Linked DNA regions of Homo sapiens: region 1 is linked to region 2. A link is a loop called in an ENCODE intact Hi-C map of the cell type or tissue named here. Cell type or tissue: HepG2. All regions are shown on one strand.

Region 1 (4,000 bases), 61 kb before region 2:
AGACAGAGATTGTCCCTGTCCTTCCATCTGTGCCCCTCTCTAGCCCTTTGAGCCTTTCCATTGCAATAGCTGGCTTGACTTCTACTGCCTAAGGGGTTCATGAGCCCCCTGCCTCCAAGTACATGCAGGAGGGGAATGAACTGCTACAGAATTGACACCTCTCATTGCCTGATGAGAGTCGGAGTATAAATAACCGAGCTCTCTCGCCCCTCAGGCAGGATATCTCTGAGGCATGTATTCTACGAGACTCCTAGAGTTGCCCAGCAAGATTCAGCTCCAGTTACGTGCAGAGGTAACTGGCTCGACAACACACCCTTTACTGGCCTGCTTCCCTTTCCTGTCTTCCTTCCCTACTCACATACTATTGTTTCCTCCCAAATACAACAACTACACCAGAATCCTCGTTTCAGGTTCTGCTTTTGACAAAACCCATACTGAGGTACAAGCCATGGCCATATCTATTTAGAAAAATACTTCTAAAAGCAGAGGAATAATGGATCGGATGGGGCTGAGCCTAGAGGCAGAGTTAGGAGGCTATGGCAACTGTCAAGGAAGGAGGGGATGAGGGCTGGAATCATCTCGTATTATAGGAGTAGAGTGGAAGGAGGGACCCCAGAGACGCTGAGGCAAGTCCTAGAGACTGATGCCTGTGGTCTAGGTTGGACAGAAAAGAGAGCTGAGAGGAGGAGGAATAGACTCTGCTGCATATGAGAGACCAGCACAACATTCAGCTGGAGAATGTCTCAGTGAAAGGCTGGATCAAAGGTTTGGATCTGGGAGTCCTTGCAAGTGTAGCTGGGGTCACGGGGATGAATGAGGCTACTGGGAGAGATGAAAGAAGTTGAGCTGAGGCTAGAATCCTGGGAACACTAATGGTTAAGGGTGGAAATAGAAAGAGGCCTCAGTAAGACATAGAAGCAATAGTCAAAGAGAAAAGGGATAACCCGGAAACAATGTGTCTTTTCATCCAAGGAAGAATTTCAGCAAGGAGGCATCACTGGCAAGCATTCAATGTTGCAGTGAATTCAAAAAACGTGAAGAACTGGACACAGGCTGCTGGGATTGGCAATGGGCATGTCGCTGAGGACCTCAGCAGTCTCAGTAAGTACTGGAGACAGAGTGAGACTGCAGGAGGCTGGGAAATGGAAGGGAGGGGCAGCAAGCTCAGGGTGAGGGGAACATTTCTTCAGAATGCTTGGCGGTGGAGGGAGGGAAAGAGAGACTGGGTGACGGGTGGGTGACGGGGAGAGACGTCTAAAGGAAAGGAAGGTGTTCTTTGAAAAGACGGGGTGGACTTGACTAAGACTGTGGTCTGAAAGCGATAAGCACAGGGATGGTGACAAAGTCAAGGGGAGAGCATGGAGGGAATCTCTGGTGGAGGAAGGGCAGTGAGGAGGTAGCCCGGAGTGGGAACAACAGCAGAGGAGGAGTTAGCCTCCAGGAGGACGCGGAGCTTCTGAGAGCGGTGACGAGGTGAGGATGGATGAAATCACAGGTAAGCTTAGAGATGATGACTATTGTGCCCAGCACAACTGTGCTTGGAGGGAATCTGGGCTGGGCTGGGGTTGGTAGTGGAGAGTGTCACCAACTAAAGGGTAGCTCTGAAAAAGGGGCTGCTTTAGGAGCCCGGTGCCTGGAGTGGTGCACAGGGGGCTGTGATTGCCTGGAAACCGAGCAGGACTGAGAACCAGGAGAGGGCAGCGTGGAGGAGGAGCCCCTGCCAAATGCAAGCAGCCCTGGGAGGCTGCGTCAGACAGCAAAGGCAGGAGGTGACCTGCGCCACAGTCCCTGCCCCATCAGTGCCCCACAGCGGCACTTCTGCCCCTAGAGCTCTTAGATGCCAGTTGGTCTGTGAAAGGGAGATTTGGCGGTGTTAGAGGCCAAAGGTTCTACGCTCTCTGCTGAATAAGAGGCGAGGTCCTCCGATCAGAACAGAAGGACCCGGGGTGCACGGCCTTGCTGAAGAGTTGTAAAGATTAACTTAGTGTTTATTAAGGGAAGTTAGTGTTGTGTGCGATGTGCAGTCCCATAGTGCCTGGGCCAGTGACCCCACCCCTGTCCCCCACTTGCCTCCTTTCCGCTTTCTGGGTGCAGAGTCTTCCTTTCTGCCCCTGTGCTCGGCTCTCACGCCTGCCCACTCGACCTCACTCCTGCCTCGCTGCTCTCAGGACCGACTCCTTGACGTAGCCATTTATGTGGGTGACATCATCAGGAAACCAGAAGTGCAGGGTTTCTTTGGAATCGGATTACAACTGTTTGGAAATAGTTCTAGTTCCCATGTCATATGAATTCCTTTTTGTTTGTTTTTTGTTTTGTTTGTGTTGAGACAGAGTTTCACTCTTGTCACCCAGGCTGGAGTGCAATGGCGCAATCTTGGCTCACTGCAACCTCCGCCTCCCGGGTTCCAGCGATTCTCCTGCCTCAGCCTCCCGAGTGGCTGGGATTACAGGCACCCGCCACCACACCCAGCTAATTTTTGTATTTTTAGTAGAGACGGGGTTTTGCCATGTTGGCCAGCCAGGCTGGTCTCAAACACCTCAGGTGATCCGTCAGCCTCAGCCTCCCAAAGTGCTGAGATTACAGGGGTGAACCACTGCACCAGGCCACCATATCATATGAATTCTTAATTCCTAGATCAAGAAAATCTTGAAATTATCTGGTTAATCCTGGTTATTCCTGCAGAAATTTCCCCAACTTTCTACCTAGCTTACAAATCCAAATTTATTGGTAACCAGTTCATATCGATGAATGACAAAATTTAAAATGGAAGAAACATAGATATAACAAGGTGCAAGTTTGAGTTGTGTGAACATTTTTCTTATTTTTAAATATACATTATTTTAAATATACAATTTAAATATATTAAATATTGAAATATATTTAAATGGTTGTAAATGTTAATTATTTAACATAGGGAAGAGTTATATTCAGAATTATTATGGAATTCATGGTGTACTGTTATCATTTATCTAAATAATTATTCTAAATCATCTTTTTCCTTATAACCCTATGATATTTGAAACCTGTTTTATCAGTCTGTGATAGCTTCATTAAATCAAGTCCAAACACTTCACTTCCTCCCAGAGAGATTCACTGTGACAGAAAGAGCAGTGTAACTGCTAATGCAAACACTGTAAATCACCAGAAACTAATAAGGGAAGAAGAATGTTACCAAGTGTGGTTTGGCTAGCACACAAGCCAAAGGGAGGCTTATACGTCTCATAAGGGATACAGGCAATTTTAAGGCCCACCTATGACACACACACACTTACGAAAGTAAAATGCATATTTCTGTTTGTTTTCCAGAGACAGGGTCTTGCTCTGTTGTCCAGGCTGGAGTGCAATACTGCAGCCTCGAACTCCTGGGCTCAAGTGATCCTCCTGCCTCGGCCTCCTCAGTAGCTGGGACTACAGGCATGTGCCACCATACCCAGCTAATTTTTTAAAAATTTTTGTAGAGATGGGGTCTCACTTTGTTGCCCAGGCGTCTCTCAAACTCCTGGCCTCAGGTGAACTTCCTGCCTTGGCCTCCCAAAGTGTTGGGATTATGGGCGTGAGCCACAGCATCCAGCCAAAAATGCATGTTTTCAAGAGAAATCAAGAAATATTTTGCTTGAAAAATTAAAGAAAAGAAGCAAACTGCTGTGCCTTTTCTGAACAAACAGTATTTCAAAGAAGCCGAATAGTTGATGGCAGAATATTATCTTGGGTTTTTGTTTTTGTTTTTTGTTTTTTTTTTTTTTTTGAGATGGGGTCTTGCTCTGTGGCCCAGGCTGAAGCGCAATGGTGTGATCATGGCTCACTGCAACCGCCATGTCCTGGGCTCAGGTTATACTCCCTGAGCCCTGAGCCCCCTGAGTAGCTGGGACTACAGGCACACACCACCATGCCTGGCTAATTTTTCTATTTTTAGTAGAGATGGGCTTTCTCCATGTTGCCCAGGCTGGTCTTCAGAAAATTATCTTTAATAGAGGAATTCCACTGCATAAATGAAGAAGGA
Region 2 (4,000 bases):
GTAAATATATTTTCTCTTCCTTTTTTTTTTTTTTTTTTTGAGACAGAGTCCAGCTCTCTCACCCAGGCTGGAGTGCAGTGGCACCATCTCAGCTCACTGCAACCTCCGCCTCTGGGGTTCAAGCGATTCCCCTGCCGCAGCCTCTCAAATAAGAGATTACAGGTACGTGTCACCATGTTCCACTAAGTTTATTTTTTTATTTTTAGTAGAGACGAGGTTTCACCATGTTGGCCAAGCTAGTCTCAAACTCCTGACCTCAAGTGATCCACCTGCTTTGGCCTTCCAAAGTGCCAGTGCTGGGATTGCAGGCATGAGCCACTGCACCAGCCCCTTATGATTTTCTTAATAACATTTTCTTTTTCGTTTTTTTTTTTTTTTGGAGATGGAGTCTAGCTCTCTCGACCAGGCTGGAGTGCCGTGGCACCATCTCAGCTCTCTACAACCTCCACCTCCCAGGTTCAAGCGATTCTCCTGCCTCAGCCTCCTAAGTAGCTGGAATTACAGGCGCCCGCCACCACGCCTGGCTAAGTTTTGTATTTTTAGTGGAGATGGGGTTTTACCATGTTGGCCAGGCTGGTCTTGAACTCTTGGCCTCAAGTGATCCACCTGCCTTAGCCTCCCAAAGTGCTAGGATTACAGGCGTGAGCCACTGCGCCTGGCCTAATGTTCTCTCTTATTAAAGTAACATTAGTTTACTTTAGTGTAAGAATACAGTAGATAATCCATATAACATATAAAATATGTGTTAATTGACATTTATGTTATCAGTAAGGTTTTCAGTCCACAGCAGGCTGTTAGTTGTGTTTTGGGAGAGTCAAAAGTTACACGTGGGTTTTCAACGGTAGGGGAGATCAGTGCTCCAAACCCCCACGCTGCTGGAGTCAAGTGTGTGTGGAAAAGACGAAGCCCTTTTCATCCTTCACGAAGGCTGATGAAAGCAGCACTGCGAGTGGCTCCCTGCTGCTGGAAGAGAGATGGCTTTTCAGATGGACTCGTTGAGCCCCAGGCTCAGCTCATCAGCGGTAGCAATGGCTCGCCCTCTAAAACGGAGCAGCGGCTCCCAGCTGAAGGATCACACTGACCTCAGCTCAAGGCAGCTCACCAGTCAGGTGCCTTTCAGTGGCAATTTGTTGACATAGTTGCCCAGTAAAGGCAATATAAGAGAGCGAGTGAGAAGAAAAAAATACAAGGGCAAATGAGGTAGGGGAAGGGAGGTGGTGTTTAAATATTAATCGCCCTTTCCTCTCAAATGTCTCTTTCCTCAAATGATAATGAAATGAGATGCATTTATTTCAAAAGGACTTCCAAATTCCTTGAGATGAGAATAAAAACAAATTACAGCAGAAGCAAAAACGACTCAGAGCTTCTCTTGTCCTCCCATGTTCTGAAATACGGGGCTAGAGGCAAAAATGACCGAATGATCCTATGCACTATCCTCGCATCGTATTTCTGGTGCCAAAGACATGGGAAAACAGCAGAAGGGGCCAGGTGAGCCCTGCACATGTCCAGATGGTATCCGGATGGAGCTGGGATCCTGGCCACAGTGGAGGAAACCGTATTGCTAACAGTTCAGCCTCAGGAGTAGTGAGGATCCTAAAGGTGAGCTAAGAATAAAAGAGACAGCGAGAAGGAGCACAGGTCAGGAAAATATGAGGCCATTAATTCTGAGAAAGAGATCGAGGTCTGTCTGCAAAGGGAGACAGCTGAAGAGAAAAATGTAAAAACACTGAAATAAGTGAAAAGAAAGTTACAGGAGATAGGAAAAAAATTCATAGCTTAATGATGAAAATAAAAGAAAGAAGTTTAGAAATAAGAAAACAAGACATTAGACAGGAACTAGAAAATGAAACAAAAATATAACATAATTGATAAAATCATATATAATATTAAGGTTGGTTAACCTATTTCTACTAAATGAAACTTTGAATTAAGTGAATTGATTGAAGATTCAAGTAAAGCTTTTAGGCCAGGCTGAGGCAGGGCAATAGGGTCTGGAGGCAGGGATCCTAAGGCTATTTCACACTGACTTCCTAGAACTAAATTGAAAGGAAAACCCTAACTTTCCAGCCTAAGTAACAAAAGGACCAGAGGCTACTCCCTTTGCAAACTCACTACCTTTTCTGGTAGGCAGATGGGAAATTGGCTGTCTGCAACAAACCAGACTGACTGCGGGTTGAGTCTTCGTTTGCATCTTTGTTCACTCCGGCCTCTGAATGGTTGCTGTCCACAACCAGTCAGACCGATGGCTGCTGTCCACAACCAGTCAGACTAATGGCCTGCCAAGTCTGTTTGCACAGAGGTATAACTTTGTAACTTCACCCTAGCCTCTGATTGGCTGCGAAAACCAACTCCTGTTTGCACAGGGGTGTGACCTTTGTAACTTCACTTCAGCCTCTGGTTGGCTGCTTTCTGCAACCATTCAGACTGACTGTGGGCTAGCACTTCATTTACATGAGATGGACGTGAAGTGGCCAATGGAAAACTGCTAGCGGGTATTTGGACCCAAGAAGATTCTGCATCTGGACCCTGGAGCTGCTGCTCTGGCCCACTCCCACACTGTGGAGTGTACTTTCATTTTCAATGAATCCCTGCTTTTGTTCTTTTGTTGCTTCATACTTTGCTTTGCTTTGCTGGGCATTTTGTCCAATTCTTTGTTCAAAATGCCAAGAACCTGGACAACTTGCAGTCACAACCCTCGACCAGTGACAAGGCAAGGTGGCTCACACCTGTGATCCCAGCACTGTGGAAGGCTGAGGCGGGAGGACCACCTGTGTCCAGGAGTTCAAGACCACCCTGAGCAATACAGTAAGAACCTGTTTCTACAAAAAAATGTAAAATTAGCCAGGCATGGTGGTGTGTGGCTGTAGTTCCAGCTACCCTGGAGGCTGAGATGGGAGGATGACTTGAGCAGGTGAGGTTGAAGCTGCAGTGAGCTCTGTGATGCTGCCATCACACGGCAGCCTGGGTGACAGAACAAGACTCTGTCTCAACATAAATAAATTCAATTAAATTAAAGCAACCTTTTAAAACCATTTTTAACATTATTAAAATTATTAAAGAATTTAAATTATTGAAGTTATCTTTTCAAAAAACTATTTAAAAAACTGAAACCAAGCCAGCCATGGTGGCTCACACCTGTAATCCCAGCACTTTGTTGGGGCTGGGTCGGGGGAGGGGGTACCGAGGTAGGTGGATCACTTGAGGTCAGGAGTTCAAGACCAGCCTGACCAACATGGTGAAATGCCATCTCTACTAAAAATACACAAACACACACACACAAATAGCCAGGCGTGGTGGCAGGCGCCTGTAATCCCACCTACTAAGGAGGCTGAGGCAGGAGAATCCCTTGAACCCGGGAGGTAGAGCCGAGATGGTGCCACTGCACTCCAGCCTGGGCAACAGAACGAGACTCCGTCTCAAAAAAAGTAAATAAATAAATAAATAAATAAATAAATAAATAAATCCAGCCTGGGCGACAGAGTGAGACTCCGTCTCAAAAATAAATAAATAAATGATAAAATAAAATAAAAAACTGAAACCAATGTAGTAAAATAAAATTAAAATCGTTTTTTAAAGTTTAATAATTCCTTCTTTTGTTAAGTTTTTGGAGTAGAGAAAAAACATATAAACTCGTTTTGCATATAGTAATGGGCTGGTTATCACTGGCTCCTCATAGGCAAAAAGTCCTGATTTGGATCCTTTTTTATTTCCATTGTGGTTTTATTTCCATTGTTCCAAGATCGATTTCAAGCTGCCAATTACAAACATGAAATCACTAAAGGTGGAGTCTGGAAGAAATGACAATAGCATACCATTATATGGTACATCCACCACACATACACTAGACACAAATAACCTCAAAGTATGAGTAAAATATAATAAAGTAATTACGAAGTGGTAAATTGTATTTATTACAATTACCTTTCTTTTTGTCATTGTTAATAAAAGCATTTATTTTGCATTTAATACAGAATAACCTGAAAAAATATGGAACGCTTCA

What was found. Hi-C counts contacts between places; a loop is a spot of excess contacts. Peaks named below come from ENCODE experiments on the same cell type or tissue, not always from the same donor. Only the 100,000 strongest peaks of a DNase experiment are listed, where the experiment ranks them.
Region 1: a loop joins it to region 2, with 11 times the contacts of the local background. A loop is called at or near these places in 1 of 110 quality-filtered maps.

What each region holds. Positions count from the first base shown.
Region 1 is chr1:245,105,368-245,109,367 of GRCh38, reverse strand. It overlaps a transcript of DRC8 not described here. Among named protein-coding and RNA genes, the nearest start is that of KIF26B, 48 kb to the left of the region's middle. RefSeq lists enhancers at 1,431-1,931, 1,932-2,432. In HepG2, a CTCF peak has its summit at 1,716 (motif pointing right); DNase peaks (open chromatin) are centred at 1,877 and 2,207; H3K4me3 peaks cover 1,495 bases.
Region 2 is chr1:245,044,014-245,048,013 of GRCh38, reverse strand. All of the region lies in intron 3 of DRC8 (dynein regulatory complex subunit 8), which reads right to left. It also overlaps the pseudogene RNU6-999P. Among named protein-coding and RNA genes, the nearest start is that of EFCAB2-AS1, 75 kb to the right of the region's middle. RefSeq lists enhancers at 483-983, 984-1,484. In HepG2, no CTCF peak of the experiment used is centred here; a DNase peak (open chromatin) is centred at 2,373; H3K4me3 peaks cover 1,147 bases.